Linked DNA regions of Homo sapiens: region 2 is linked to region 1. A link is an interaction called in ENCODE POLR2A ChIA-PET data of the cell type or tissue named here. Cell type or tissue: K562. All regions are shown on one strand.

The links. Peaks named below come from ENCODE experiments on the same cell type or tissue, not always from the same donor. Only the 100,000 strongest peaks of a DNase experiment are listed, where the experiment ranks them.
Region 2: POLR2A ChIA-PET joins it to region 1 with 5 read pairs; 2 of 35 experiments call an interaction of 5 or more read pairs at or near these places.

Annotation. Positions count from the first base shown.
Region 1 is chr18:48,972,332-48,980,331 of GRCh38, reverse strand. No RefSeq gene overlaps it. Among named protein-coding and RNA genes, the nearest start is that of SMAD7, 25 kb to the right of the region's middle. RefSeq lists silencers at 3,928-4,047, 4,078-4,377, 4,478-4,597. In K562, no CTCF peak of the experiment used is centred here; a DNase peak (open chromatin) is centred at 4,371; H3K4me3 peaks cover 1,509 bases.
Region 2 is chr18:49,269,964-49,277,963 of GRCh38, reverse strand. DYM (dymeclin) reads left to right here. Exons shown (of 18, transcript NM_001353214.3): 11 at 5,661-5,786. Among named protein-coding and RNA genes, the nearest start is that of DYM, 190 kb to the left of the region's middle. In K562, no CTCF peak of the experiment used is centred here; no DNase peak of the experiment used is centred here.

The DNA.
Region 1 (8,000 bases):
CTGCGCCAGAAAGGGAAGCTAGCTTCCCCAAGGTTGCATGGCTCATAGTGACGACGCTGAGACTGAAGGTAGTCTGTCTGGCTTCAGCACCCACCTTATGCCACCTCAACTATTCTCCTGCAAGGGCAGTGTTGAAATTCTCATCCCACAGACAAGGACATTAAGGCCGAGGCTGATACACTTTCCCAAGGTTGCGACTAAAGCCCAGTCTCTATTCCACACCACGGCCTCCCTTTGTGGTGAGAGGGGGCAGAGATCAGCGTGCAGTGAGTCACAGCAGTTAGAAGGCGTGTGCCTTTGTCTACTGCCACCTGTTTCAGGAAGCTCTCCCTGACTGCTCCCTAGTCAGGGGGCTCCCACAGCTGCCAGGGATGTTCTGCCACAGTCCTGCTCCCTGGGCATGGCCATTGGTGTGTAGATGGCAGATGCCTGCTGAGGATGAGTGTGACTTTGTCCCCTCTGGCTCCCCAGCACTGAGCCAGGGCCTGGCACCAGCAGGTGCCCCATAAGCATGTGGGGGATGAAGGGAATGGTCCAGGTACTAAGAGACTGAGGGGCTTGGAGAGAGAAGAGCCAGTTGTGCCTGGAGCCAGGTACTCACTAGTGGGGTACCCAGGGCCAGGGAGGAATGGTGGAGTGGGGCATGGGGCAGGCCCTTCCAGTAGGGAGGGCTGGGGGTCCTCAGGGGCCTGATGTCTCACCGTCCAGAGAGGACTGGAGTTGGGTGGGGAGTGCTCTGTGGTCATGGGTGCCAGAGTCTCAGCCAGTGCACAGGGCACCTTCATGCCAGTTAGGAGGCACCCTTCCTCCCTCCAGGTGCCCAGCCCTGCCCCAGGACCCTGGGAGCTGCCTCAGACCCTCAGCTGGGCACCCTTGTGTAGGACACAACCTGGGTGCTACATGTGAGACTCTCTGGGTATAGAGTGTGACTGTGTTGTGTGGGGGTGCGGGATGTGGTATATACGCACACGTGCAGGGAGCGGGGTATGTGTGGTTGGAGAGGGTTGTGTTGTGTGTTGTGTGGGGGTGGGGGATGTGGTATATACGCACACACGCAGGGAGCGAGGTATGTGTGGTTGGAGAGGGTTGCGTTGTGTGTACATGGTGTGAGAATGGAGAATTAGTGTGGTATGCGTGTGGTGTATGTGTGTGTGCTGTGTGTGGGTGTGTGTGATGTGGGGTGTGTGAATTTGTGCTGCACTTTGCAAGCCTCCCAGGCTGGGTGGCCTCTGTGCAGGGAGAGCTGGGAGGCCTAGCTGTGAGGGTGCCACGTCCTAGAGCCAGAAACTCAGGTGTCTCAGTGGCCAAGCCTTCGCCTGCCCCTGGGAGTGGGGCCGACACGGGGTCTGCAATGGCAGAGAACGGGCTGAAGGTCCTCAGTGGGCAGGCACAGCTGGCCTCCCCTCAGGAAGGCCCTTCCTTCCAGAACTCTGGACTATCCCTTAGTTAGGGAGGGAACGGTCTGGACAGACTGAGCCGAGGAAAATATTCCTGGTCAAGGGATGCCCTCAGCTTGAGGTGCCTGGTCGGAGGCTCAGAAGAGATCTGGGGGAGATGCTGGGTCCACACAAGGATGATGTTCTGGAAACCGGAACTGCCCAACGGTGGAGGAGGCCGCTTCCTAAGGGAGCAAAGCCCCACCCCCTATGCCCTTGATGAGTTCCAGCAATGCTGCGGCCCCCTCAGCCATGGTGTTGGAGGAATCTCCCCTTCATGGTGCAGGACATGGGTCAGAACACGACCCCACAGACCCCTCACCCTCCTGGGTTCCACAGAAGCAATGGGGATGCCCGGGACACCTCCTTCCTTCAATTGCACCTGCTGCCCCTCCCCGGAAGTTCCTCCATTGCTTTTCCCCCGTGGCCCCTCCAAATACTCCAGGATACCAGGATGTGGAAGGCACTTTAAAGCCACCCTCTCATTTTACAGATGAGGACACTGCGGCCCTTACAGGGAAGGGACTCGCCCAAGGTCACAGAGGTACAGCTAACACCACGGGCACGCCTCGAACCAGGCACCCACCTAAGCGCCCTCATCTCCTCACGCCAGGCCCGAGGTGGGACCTTCTCCATCTTACACAGGGGAGGACTTGGCCTGGGGTTGAGAGAAGCCAATATGGCCCAGGTCACAGCACTAGAAAGAGGGCAGGATTCTCACAGGGTCCCCTCTGCCTCCAAGGCCCTGCTGCTGACCCTGACGCTCACACTCGGTGTCCCCCACACAGCGATGAATCTGTCGTGTCCACTGAGAGAGGAAGACAGATCCTCTCAGTACCATCTGCCAGGGACAGGGTTAGGGAGGCTGGGCAGCTCACTCAGCCTAAGTTTGTTTCCCCAGTAGTCAAACGGGGATAATAATAGTAACATTTGGGGCTTGTAAGATTTCCATAAAACATGTGACGCCTTCTCTTTGGAGACCTCAACAAGCAACGTTTCTCCTCTCCATCCCCTTCCATGACCAAAGTGCTACCCTCACCAAGCCTCCTAGCCTCCTGGCTTCCCACACCCTTAGGGCTTCGGCCAGCTTTCTTGGGGTACCACCTACATACAGTATGATGCACCCATTTTGCATTCAGTGTTGGATGAGTTGGGACAACTGTATACTTCCATCCACATAACCGCTCCCGGAAATGGGGCACCCAGGGCCAGGGAGGAATGGGGGGTGAGGGGCCATGGGGGAAAGGCCTTCCAGTGGGGAAGGTTACTGACTCCTCAGTAACCTGAAGTCTCAGGGTCCAGAGAGGCCGGTAGGTGGGTGGGGAGTGCTCTGCGGTCGCAGGTGCCAGAGACTGAATCAAGATATGGGACAGTTCCATCACCCCCAGAATTCCCTTGTCCTCATCCCAGTCACTGCCCCCACCCCCACCGCAAGACAACCAATACTTTTGGTGGACTAGGGACTACATTTGTCTCTTCTAGGGTTTTCCATAAATGGGGGCCACACCATATGTATCCTTTTGTGTTTGGCTTCTTCACTCAGCATAATAATGTATGTGGGGTTTACTCAGCTTCGCCCGTCAGTAGTCTGATCCCTTTTATGCCTGCAGAACAGAACCAGGAAGAGGTGGCCTCTCCGCCGCTGTGCCTCCTCAGAACCTGCTGTGGCTTCTGAGCAGCGGTGGCTTCAGTGCTGGGCACACTGGGCCTGGCCCACAGGAAGGGCTCAAGTTCGTTGCGAGCAAATTGACTGAACCCTTGATATTCGGGAAAACACAAATTGCCTAAACTAGGCGGGGAGTCATTTCATTGCTTTTCTTTTCTTTTCTTTTCTTTTTTTTTTTTGAGACGGAGTCTCGCTTTGTCGCCCAGGCTGGAGTGCAATGGCGCCATCTCGGCTCACTACAACCTCCTTCTCCCGGGTTCTACTGATTCTCGTGCCTCAGCCTCTCAAGTAGCTGGGATTACAGGCATGCGCCACATGCACGGCCAATTTCTTTCCCCCCCCCCCTTTTTTTTTTGTATTTTTAATAGAGACAGGGTTTCACCATGTTTGCCAGGCTGGTCTTGAACTCCTAACCTCAGGTGATCCCCCAGCCTGGGCCTCCCAAAGTGCTGCGATTACAGGCGTGAGCCACCTAACCGGCCCATTTCATTGTTTTTCAAGCAGTCCCACCAGCGTGGAGAGGAAGGGGTAAAATTTAAATACGATGAAGAGGAAAGGACGGCTTAAGATAAAGAGCTTGGGCTGACGAGGGAATAGTCCCAGGGTTCAATTATCCAGCAGAGCGCGGCCTCCCCACGCCCGCCCACCGGGGATAATTAAAAGCCGGACGCCTCGGTCCCTTCCCCAGGGAGGCGGCGGCGCTCCGCGTGTGAAACGGCGCTCAGAAATGAACGGCGACACAGTGGCTTCATTGTTCGGCGGCGGGGGAAACTGAGGCCGGAGGGCGGCCGCCGGGTGACTGGAGGCTGGGTCACCACGTGAGTCAGAGGCGCAGACGGGCAAGATTGCTGTCATTAAGGTTTACAGGTCTGCAGCCGCCGCCGCGGCTGTGCGGCCCGAGCCGCGCCCGGCCCGGGTCTCGCTCGGCCACCCCGCCTCGGCGCCTCGAGCGCAACTGCGGGTGGCTCGGCCACCGCGGGGGGCTGGAGAGGTGACCCCGACGGTCTCCGCCCGCCCTGCGCTCCTCTGCCGCCGCCGCCGCCGCCCCGCTCCCGCGGGCCCGCCCTCTGACAGCGCCCGCTGAGGGCCAAGCCTGGCGGCTGGAACCTGAGCCCCGGGGTGGCTGCCACCCCCGCCCGGCCTCTACCTGCGCCACCCGCGCGGCGCCCCGGGAGGCGGCGCGAGCTCTGGGAGCGCGGCGCCGGGAAGACGGCATACGGCCCGGCCCTCGCCGCCGCCCGGCGCCTCCGCTGCGCGCGCGCCCGCCGCCCCGCCCCCCACTCCTGGGCGCGCGCACCTCGCTTCTCCCGAGGCCGCGGGGTCCCGGTTGCGCGCCCGGCCCGCCCGCCCCTTCCCCCTGCCTCCCCGGCCTCGCGTCGCCACCCGGCTGAGTCACGGGCCGCGCACACTGCACGTCTGACTGCACGGGCCCCTCGGGCCTGCACCTCCGCGGCCCGGAAGGGACGGAAGCCCCGCGTCCCCACCCCCACCCCGGGAGGGTCCCTGCGGCAGTTACGGGGGAGCAGCGATAGCTGCCCTGGAGGTCGCATTCCCACCCGGCCCCCGAGTTCTCCGGGAGAACTCCCCCGCAGCCTCGGCGGCATCGCCTCCTCCAATCTCCCCAGGAATCGTGTTTCCCCCAACCCTGCCTCCGTGCGCGCCGGGGTGGCGGCGGGATCCCGGTGCCGCCACCCCTCGGCCCCTCCGCCGCCGTGCGGGACCGCGATGGGGGAGGGGACAGGCCCGGTTTCGGTGAGGGGGCTGGGGTCGGCCACGCCCTCTTCCCTGGCCCCAGGGTGGGGGCCGCGAGGATGGCGGGGTCACCGGGCTGAACTCGCGCCTGTCTGACCTGCGGGGGTGTAGGCGGTGTGGACTGTGGACTGGAAGACGTCCTTAAATTTTTAAAAATAGTCTTGCCGTATGGAGAAGAACACTGGAACCTTTAAGTCCGCATCCCCTCGCCCGATTCGGCTCGTCTTAGTCCAGAGTGTAACTCCAAACATACTTATTAAGAAACTGTTGCTTTATTTTGACTCGTTTACATAAAATTTCCACTTTGGGGGGGATGGCGGTGGGCTTGTGGATTCCCTAAAATAACTTTTAATGGAGCGAAGCCTTCCATTATGGGAAGCGCCTAGACGCGGAGAGGCGTCTGGGGGCCTGGGTTGCCGTCACAGCCCTGCCACCAGCTGGCTGAGCGACCGGGGCACGTCGCTGCCCCCTCTGCCCGTGTTAGGAGAGTGGCCGCGGCGGGGCGACTGCACGAGCTGCCCCTAGGATTGAAAGACAGAGGCTGTCTCTCCTTAACTTGCTTTGATCCTGCAGAGAAGCAAAATGGAGTGAGATTAAAAATAAAGAAGATGCAAGCAGTTTGCTTTTCTGAATGGTGTGCCTTCCGCCCCGCTCCAGTTGTATTTATCATGCAGACAAGGTCAAGGTAACCTTCACGGTCTGGCCAGTTCCATTAAGTACAGAGTGCCCTTTCACTAGGAGGAGACCTCCATTGAGAACTTTACTTCCCACATCACTCGGGAACCTTCAGGGCTTTGAAGGCTCCTACTCCAAAGGGTCAGGAGGGGAGAGGCCCGGAGGGAATGCGAAGAGAGACTTTTCACAAAGGGAGAGAAGAATGAAGGTGAACAGGTGATGTCGACTTGATGTGTGACATTTAGGGATTCATAAACGGTTTATGGTCCTGTCCCAGGAGGCCCTGCCCTCCCCACCCCCATGGCTCCGAGGGGCTGAGTAATGTGGACACCCCGAGGTAGCGAGGTAGCGCAGCTAGGAGACTTTACTGCCTGGTCCTGCGCTCTGCTAACCTGCCTGCTTCCTTCCTCCCTCCCCTCTGCTCTGCCAGGGTGGGTAGGGGGGTGAGTGGAACAGAGCCCACAGGGATGCTGTTTCACAAAGCTAGTGTCAGGGTCCCCTCCCACCGCCCCCCAGCAGCACACACGTGCATTAGCATGTCTGTGATGGGTGAGAGGCAGCTGCAGGGAATCGCAAGGTTAATTTAAAATGATGGAGTGGTGGGAAGAATGAAAGGCCACGATTAGAGCTCAACTTTGAAAGAAGGCAGGGGAACAATTACTTTAAAAGGTTTTAATTGGTCCTGTTCTGAAGAACTCACTCCTCCTTTGCTAAAACCCTAGGCCAGCTCAGACCTGCATTTCTGGATTGCCCAAGTGCCTCCCTGTTTTTCCCCTTTGAACAGTAATTCTCAGAGTGAATGCCTCCACTGCCCTCTCTCCGTAGCCTTCTCGGTTTTGGTATATGGGTGTGTGTGTGTGTGTGTGTGTGTGTGTGTGTGTTTGTGTGTGTGTGTAGCTAGCTGGCTACTTATCTATCTTTATATAGCAGATTTGCAGGCTGGCAGGTCAAAGGACTTGCAGGAGGAGAAGAGGGCCTCTCTAAATTATTCTCTCAACTCCTTAGCCTGACTCACTTGGGGCGGGTCTACATTGCAATCTAAGTAAAGTGAGGGAGGAAAGTGGCTTCTAGCAAACTGAAAACCTTTTGAGAGAAAGGGCGATGGGCCTGAAGGTGAGGTCCTAGCTATGCCAGCCATGGAAACAAACACCCTGTAAAACACTGAACTCCCTTTCAAGTTACTTGCAATTGACTGGCTTGCACCAGATAATAAGGCTGGGTTCTTTCCCGCAAGAGAACTACCTACATCTTAATGGAAAAAGGGGTCAAAAGTGGCCAGTCTGCTCTGTTCAAAATGTTCAAAAATGGCGGATCCTAGGACTGGGGCTGGAAATGCTGAAGATGAGTCCGGAACACCTTGTGGTTCTGGGAAGTAAGAAAGTGCTCAAGATGAAAGGGATGTGGGTATGTCAGAAGGACACAGGGACCAACCTGAAAGAGGGCCCAGCCTCAAACCTGGAACAACTGGAACAACAAAATCAATAATGTAGTATTAGATTCAAATATAAAATATAAAATAGGGGCCGGGTGCGGTGGTTCACGCCTGTAATCCCAGCACTTCGGGAGGCTGAGGCAGGCGGATCACTTGAGGTCAGGAGTTTTGAGACCAGCCTGGCCAACACGGTGAAACCCCATTTCTACTAAAAATACAAAAATTAGCTGGGCGTGGTGGCGGGCACCTGTAACCCCAGCTACTCGGGAGGCTGAGGCAGGAGAATCACTTGAAAGCAGAGGTTGCAGTGAGCCAAGATTGCACCACTGCACTCCGGCCTGGGCAACAAGAGCGAAACTCTGTCTCAATAAATAAATAAATAAATAAATAAATAAATAAAATACTTGTGAATGAACCCATGCTAATACAAAGGCATGGTTGGATAAGTGCATGGAGAAGAAGAGACAATCTCGCATGCAGATAATTTCAAATAATTCATGTAGACAAAACACTACGTATCTGTGTATGTAGGTAAACTCCCCTGAAGGAAGTGGAGCCTAATTCCCTCTCCCGTTGAGGGTGCACTGCCCTTAGTGATTTGCTTCCAAAGGCTACACACAGTATGGAAGGAGGTTGTGGGAGAGAAGAACTTTATAGTGGGGAAACCTGCAAACACTACCTGACCAGTGCTGAAGGTCAGCATCACCAGTGCTAAGTCATGTTGACAGCATGCACCGCAATATGATGTGGACTTCTTTTCCCTAACCCATAATTCCAGTCTAACGATGAGAAAAACATCAGACAAATCCTGTTGAAGGACATTCTACAAAATACTTGACCTGTGTGGAATCCTGGATGGGTTCTGGAAGAGAAAAAGGACGTTAGGGAAAAATGAATTGGAGTAAAGTATGGAATTTCGTTAATAGTAATATACCAACGCTAGTTTCAGGGTTGTGACGAATATTGACAGAATAATTTAAGATGGAAATTGAATATGGGGTAATACTGGAACTCTCTTTGCAACCTTCCTGTAAACCTA
Region 2 (8,000 bases), 300 kb before region 1:
GATTATTAGTAAATCTCTGGGCATGTTTCATAATTTTCTTATTTGACTGCATTGCTGCATGACACTGTTCATCTCTTTATTCTTTAAACCGCCAAATACCTATGTCTTAGTCAGTTCTGGCTTAGTCAGTTCAGAATTTAGTCTGGCCTGACTGCTTTAACAAACATACCATAGACTGGTGCTTAAACAACAGAAAGTTATTTCTCGTAGTTCTGTAGGCTGGGATTTCTAAGATAGAGATGTCAGCCCCCTTGGAGTCTGGTGCAGACCTGCTTACTGGTTTGTCAATAGTCATATACTTGCTGTGTTCTCACATGGCAGTGAGCAGAGGCAGAGAAGAAGCAAGCTGTCTCCTATCTCTTATAAGGGTACTAATCCCGTCATGAGGGCTCCACCCCTGTTACCTAATCTCCTCCCAAGGGCCCCACCTCTTAATAGTGTCCCATTGTGGGTTAGGGTTTTAACATACTAATTTTGGGGGCCCAAACGTGCAGTTCGTATATCTACAAACATATACCTTGGCTTTCCAATCATTGTACTCTGCTGGTTTTTCCACCTCTATGCCTACTGCTTTTCTCTCTCTTTTATGTGTTATTTTTCCTTGTCCTTAAATGTGTCCTGCTGCAGGATTCTGTCCTTTTTGTTTTTTCCCTGTACTTCTCCCTAAAACATCTAAGCAAATTCAGTTGCCATTTATATGTTGCCAGTGTATATGTTCCCATTTATATGTGCCATATATGTTCAGTTCTGTATTTGCAGTCCTGATTACCTGTATCTCATATCCATGTATCCAGCTGCCCCAGACATTTCCCAGTGGCCGTCTCATAGACACCTTAAACCAAACATGTAAAAATTGGGTTCATTATTTTCCCTGCTCTTCCTTCTCTTACTCCTGTATTCTCTGTCACAGGGAGCCATCCATAGAGTTGGCAAAAGCTTTGACTCCTCTGTCTCATTCCCCCATATCCAACCAAATATTTTTTATTTTCTCTCCTTATTATCTTTGGAATGTATTAGTGTTCTTTTTCCTCATTGCGATTCCTTTGGTCTAAGCTGCCTTCATCTCTTACTAAAATTATTGCAACATCTTTAACTGGTTTTCCTGCTTTCTGACTTGCTATTCTTTAATATTTTTTATCCTGTTTCCAGAGTGAGTATATTAGAGTCAAATCTGATCATGTCACTTCCCTACTTTTAAAGCCCTTTCATGTCTCCACAGTGCCCTCAGGTTAAAGCTCTTACTCTTAACGTGGCTAACAAGACACTTTATAATTTTGCCACAGCTTCCATTTTGGGTCTCATCTCTTTGCCATTATGTTCTTTTTATTCTTTATTTAATCATAATGAATTAATTTAATGTCTCTCAATCTGACCTATCTCCTAACTTTAGACTTGGTTTTTCTCTCTAGAATACTTCTCCTTGAAATTTTCTCCTTTTTCCTCTTCTCAGATAACTCCTAGTAGTTTTTCAGATCTCAGTTTAGATAGTTCTTTCAGAATTAAAGTGCTATTATAAAAGTAATTATATACCATATCCAAGTGGGATTTATCCCAGAAATGTAAGCTTGATTGGACATCTGAAAGTCAGTTATTGTGATACATCATATCAACAGAGCAAAAAACAAAAATCATATGATTATTTAAATAGATACAGAAAAAAGCATTTGACAAAGTAATCACTTTTTTATGAAATAAAAATATTTAACAAACTAGGAATAGAAGGGAACTTCCTTAGATGAGTAAAGGGCTTCTATGAAAACCCCACAGCTCACATCATATTTAATGGTAAAACACTGTTTTCTTTCTCCCCGAGATCAGCCACAAAACAAGGATGTCTGCTTTTGCCATTTCATTCAACATTTTACTGGAGATTCTAGCCTGGGCATTTGATTAAGAGAAAGAAATTAAACATATCTAGATTGGAAAGCAAGGTGTAAAATTATCTGTATTTGCAGATGACATTATCTTATATATAGATAATCCTAAGGAATCCACTAAAAAACTCTTAGAATTAATAGATGAGTTCAGCAAAGTTGCAGGATACTGGATCAGTATAAAAAGTCAATATGCAAAAAATAGTATTTTTATATATGAGAAATCCCAAAATGAAGTTAAGAAAATAGTTCTGTTCATAATAGCATCAGAAATTTAACAAAAGAAGTACAAAACTTACACTGTGAAAACTACAAAATATTATTGAAAGAAATGGGGAAACACATATTCATTGATTGCAACATAAAAAAAATAGAGATAGAGATAGGGTCTTGCTATGTTGCCCAGGCTGGTCTTAAACTTCTGGCCTCAAGCAATCCTCCCACATTGGCCTCCTAAAGTGCTGGGATTACAGGCATGAGCCACCATACCCAGCCCTGATCACAGTACTTCACATTGTTAAGATGGCAGTATTCCCCAGACTGACATACACATTGAGCACAATACCTATTAGAATCCTAGTTGACTTCTTTATAGAGATTGACAAGATGATTAAAAAATTCATGTAAAATTACAAAGGTCCAAGAATAGCCAAAACAATCCTGAAAAAGAACAAATTTGGAGGACTCATACTTTCTAATTTCAAAACTTACTATAAAGCAACACTAATCAATACAGTGTGGTACTGGCACAAGGATAGACATAATACATCAATGGAGTTGAATTGAGAGTCTAGAAATAAACCCATATACCTATCATCAACTGATTTTTAGCCAGGGTGCCAAGACCAATGTGGAAAGAATAGGTTTTTTCAACAAATGGTACTGGTGCCACTGTGTAGTCACTTGCAAAGGAATAAAGTTGGGCTTTTGCTTCACCCCATATACAAAGTTAATTCAAAATGGGTCAAAGACCTAAAAAGAGCTAAAACTATAAACCTCTTAGAAGAAATGGGGGTAAATCTTCATGACCTTGAATTTGGCAAATGACTGTTAGATATAACAACAAAAGCATGAGCAATGAAAGAAAAAACAGGTAAATTGAACTGCATCAAAATAAAAACGTTTGTGCTTCAAAGGACCATCAAGAAAGTGAAAAAACAGCCCACAAAATGTGAGAAGATATTTGCAAATCACTTTTCTGGTAAGGAACTGTATCTATAGTATGTAAAGAACTTTTTAAACCCAATAGTAGAAGGACAACCCAATTAAAAAATGGATGAAAGATCTGAGTAAACATTTCTGCAAGGAAGATATACAAATAGCTAGTAATACACCCATGAAAAAAACAACTTGACATTATTAGTCATCAGGTAAGTGTAAATCAAAATCACAGCGAAATACCACTTTACTCCCACTGTGATGCCTAGAATAAAATGTTAGATAATAAGAAGTGAGGATGTGGAGAAATCTAATCTCTCATACACTGTTGGTGGAAATGTAATATGATGCAATGGCTTTGAAACAGTCTGGTAGTTCCTGAAACAATGAAACAGTTACCATATGATCCAGCAATTCCAAGGCTAGATATATACCCAAGAGAAATGAGTATATGTCTGCAGGAAAACTTGTAAATGAATGTTTATAGAAGCATTGTTCATAATAGCAAAAAAGTGGAAACAGTTCAAATGCTAGTCAACAGAAGAATGGATAAATGAAATGTGGTATGTTTATGCAATGAGATATTATTTGACATAAAAAGGAATGAGATCCTGATACATACTGCAGCATGGATGAACTTTGGTAACATGTTCAGTGAAAGAAAGTCACAAAAATCTACGTAGTGTATGATTCTATTCATACGGAAGTCCAGAATAGGGAAATTATAGAGACAGAAAGTGGTTCCTTTGGGCAGGGTAGATAGGGGTCTGGGGGAGGTGATAGTTAAAGGGTATGGGGTTTGTTTTTGAGATAATGAAATTTTTCAAGTTGCCTGTGGTGATGGTTACACATATTTCTGAGTATATGGTAAACCATTGAATTGTGCACTTTGAATGGATTGTATGGTCTGTAAATTGTATCTGAATACAAATATTTAAAAGAATGAAGTACTATTCTGACATAGTCTCATTGGACCCGTTACTTACTCTTACATTATTATTTCTTTGAATATACCATTTGCTTGTGTGTCTTGTCAATATTTTCAGTACTCTATTGGTATTATGTACTATAGGTAAGATGTGCTTTCTACAGGCGTAGCCAAAAAAAAAAAAAAAGGCATAAAATATACAGTCACATGTTGCTTAATGTGGGGAGGCGTTCTGAGAAATGTTTTATTAGGTGATTTTGTCATTGTGCAAATATCATAGCATGTACTTACACAAACCTAGATCGTAGAGCCTAACTACACACCTAAGCTTTATGGTGTAGCCTATGGCTCCTAGGCCATAAACCTGTACATCATGTTACCGTACTAAATACTGCAGGCACTTGTAACACAATGGCGTTTGTGTATCTAAACATAGAAAGGGTACAGTAAAAATATGATGTTGTAATCTTATGAGACAATACAACCACAGACTGTTATATATGTGGTCTGTTGTTAATGGAAATGTTATGTGGCATATTGAAAACTCCAGAATCAGAATTAACAAATGTTGAGTTAAATGACTAAAAAATGTAACTATGCTTACTAGGTAATGTGGAATGTGAGTACAATGTATTATGTTTGACAAAATGTCAGAAGGAACTCCGAAGACAAGAATGCCTGGGAAAAGAGACAGAGCAATGACTGCTTGGTAACTGGTATACTTCGTTCCTGGAAGTTAATAGTGCTCATGCACTGAACTTCATAATTTAGAGGAAGTTTTAGCTACAACTTGTAAAAGAACAAAACATACCAGTGCCACATTTTAAAAGCTTCCTGCAATAGGTGTGCCTGTCAAAACACGTATGCCCCAGGCATACCAGCTTGTTTTGGTGGGCTTTGCATACCAGCCTGTGCTTTAAGGACTTGTATGTGTAAACAATTTGCTCATTACATGTGTTGTCTGATTTAGATGATAGATTTTTTTTTTTGCCTGTTTTCTAGCATTCAGTGGATAGTGTTCATGGTTGTTTCCAACAAGACATGCTATGTAGATAGTCTGCCCATCTTTAATAAATAATTTCAGTAACCTCCTTACTTTAGTGAAGAAGGAACAAATTGAAGGTGTCAATGATTTGAAATAAGCACAATGGTAAACAGCATTATGAAATGAAATGTTTGATAGATATACTGAAGAGCAGATCTTAATACACATGTTGAGAAAATGCACCTTGGGTTCCAAGAGTCTAATTACATATTTATTTAAAATATATTTCTTGAAATATATTTTTTACTTACTAGCTTTAAAAAGGTGGTGCTAAGCACATAAATTAAAAAGTTAACTTCTGAGCAGCTGTGCTCTCCCCGCTACTCCCACTTTTTGGTTAAGTTGGGAGAAGGCAATGTGACTTCTTAAAATCTTCAAAACAAACAACGAGCCTAAATGGTCCTTGCAGATCCAACCTTTATGTTGGTTAGACCTTAAGAGACCTTCACAGAGTTAGTGGTGATTTTCTCCACTGGCATCTTAGCTATACATTTGGAAAATACATTCAGTCAGAAGTGGGTTTATATGGTTTTTTCTCTAATGAAAAATATAACTGATATTAAAGCAAAGAGCACAAAATGAAAGTGTAAAGATTTAAAACATTTGGATTTATAATGAAGTATTGAAATAGTCAATTATAATTTTTATTCTCTAGGTTTTACCAATTCTTGAGATTCTGTATCATGTTGAAGAAAGGAATTCACACCATGTGTATATGGCCCTTATAATATTGTTGATCCTTACGGAAGATGATGGCTTCAACAGATCCATTCATGAAGTGGTAAGTTACCATTACTTGGATTAGAGTTAGAGTTAACAGAACAGACATGTCCCTACGTAAGATTTACTAGTCTTTACATTTCTTTCTGGTAGATGTTCCTGTGAGAACCTGTATTAGAAATGTTATGTCTTTCTTCAGATTTATGAAGCGGTGCTTTTTTTTTTTTTTTTTCCAGAATGACTATTAACCACTATTAAAAACTCTCTCAAAATGGTTCTTTGGTAATTGATACAAATGCTTTTGCTGCTACTGGGTTCATTTTTCTTCAGCATTTCATTTCCACTTTTTCATTGTGGCAGAAATTGTCAAACAGGTTTGCTTCATGCATACAGAATTAGAGAAGAAAAAGGGACCAAAATGGAAGAAGTTTGAGAAATCCATTGTTTTATATATATATTTTTAAAGAACATAACATAATTTAACTTTTTAAATTTTGGTCCTGTTGGAGAGTTTTATTCCCAAACTGGTCTTATGTTTCTCTTTGGCATTTTTTTATTTTATTTTTTGCATCAAAGTAATACACATATGTAGTTTTAAAACTTGTATAGAAGTACAAGGTTTTAATGAAAAATAACAGACCCATGTTCACCCTATTTCTGATTCCCACTCCTGTAAGGCAAATGCTTTCAGTTCTGTCCATGTTTCGAAGTAACATACTTATATTGTGATTTCTTGATTTTTCAGTTGCAGACATTAACTATTATCGCCCTAAGATGGAAGATAGTCATTGGTTCTTCCTGCATTCCACAAGTGTTCCCTCTGGGTTCCCAGCACGCTTGTCGGCACACAGACTTTTTCCTTTTTCCATCTTATTACCATTTTTGGTTAACTCAGCTTTTACATTATTATTTTTGATGTTATTTTTAGTTCAGCTGTGTACTGTAGGATAATTGCGTTTCCTTTCTTGAACATGTTTTACCATTTCTGTAGCACATCATTGCCCTGTTTTTTATTTGTGTACTAATACACTGATTCTACCCCCAATACTTCAACAGAACTGAAAATTTGCTCAAAATATATTCAAACTTACCGAATTTTCTTTTTGGACTCCTGTCTTTCCTGGAGCATCTGGTGGCCCTGGTTGATCTGTTCATCTGTAGGAGTAAGCACTAAGAAGTCGATTGGAAGTCCTGTGTGTGGGCAGGTCTTACTTACTGTACCTTGTTGTACATAGTCTCTTTCTCTGGGACTGTGTCCCTGCAGGCCATTTTTTGGGTGGATTGTTTTTGATTCTTCCAGTCTCCTTGCTAGGGGTTCTATAGGAGAAGGGGGCAGGGCTTTCACTCTTTATAAGGGTACAGACACTTTGTTTTCTCCTCATTTTCAGTAGGGCTTTTATATTATATTTACTCCTCTCTAATGTTCCCTTAAGTCATGTTTTTGCCTCTTACATAGTATGACCATAATTTCAACTAAGATTTAAGGAATCTTGACCATTGTGGAAGGAGTATAAAACATACAAATTTATTTTTTGTGTGTATATTTAAGTTATACAACTTGATGTTTTGATATATTAATACATGTACATAGAGAAATGGCTACTATAGTCAGGTAAATTAGCATATCCATCATCTCACATAGTTACCTCCTTTATTTTTTGTGGCAAGAGCAATGATACTCTCCTTTGGCAAAAATCCTGAATACAATACAGTATCATTAACTATAGTCCTCATATTATACATTAGATCTCTAGACTTCATGCCATATACCTGTAACTTTGACCTATATCTCCTCATTTTCTCACATCCACCCCCTGGTACCCATTGTAATATCCTCTATCTGTGTATTTGACTTTTTAAAAAGATAATCCACATATATGTGAGATCATGAAGTATTTTTCTTTCTCTGGTTTATTTCACTTAGAATAATCTCCTCTAGGTTTACCTATGTTGTGCCAAATGTCAGGGTCTTCTTTTTTAAGGCTGAATAATATTCCTTTGTTTATACAACCATGCACTACTTAACAATTGGGAAGCATTGTGAGAAATGTGTCCTTAGGCGATTTTATCATTCTGTGAACATCGTAGAGTGTGCTTACACAGCCAAGATAGTGTAGCCTACTACACGCCTAGGCTGTGAGGTATAGCCTGTTGCTGCTGGCCACAAACCAGTACAGCGTTGTTACTGTATACTGTAAGCAGTTGTAACACAATGGTAAGTATTTGTTTATCTAAACATAGAAAAGCTACCATAAAAATACAGTATAAAAGATTT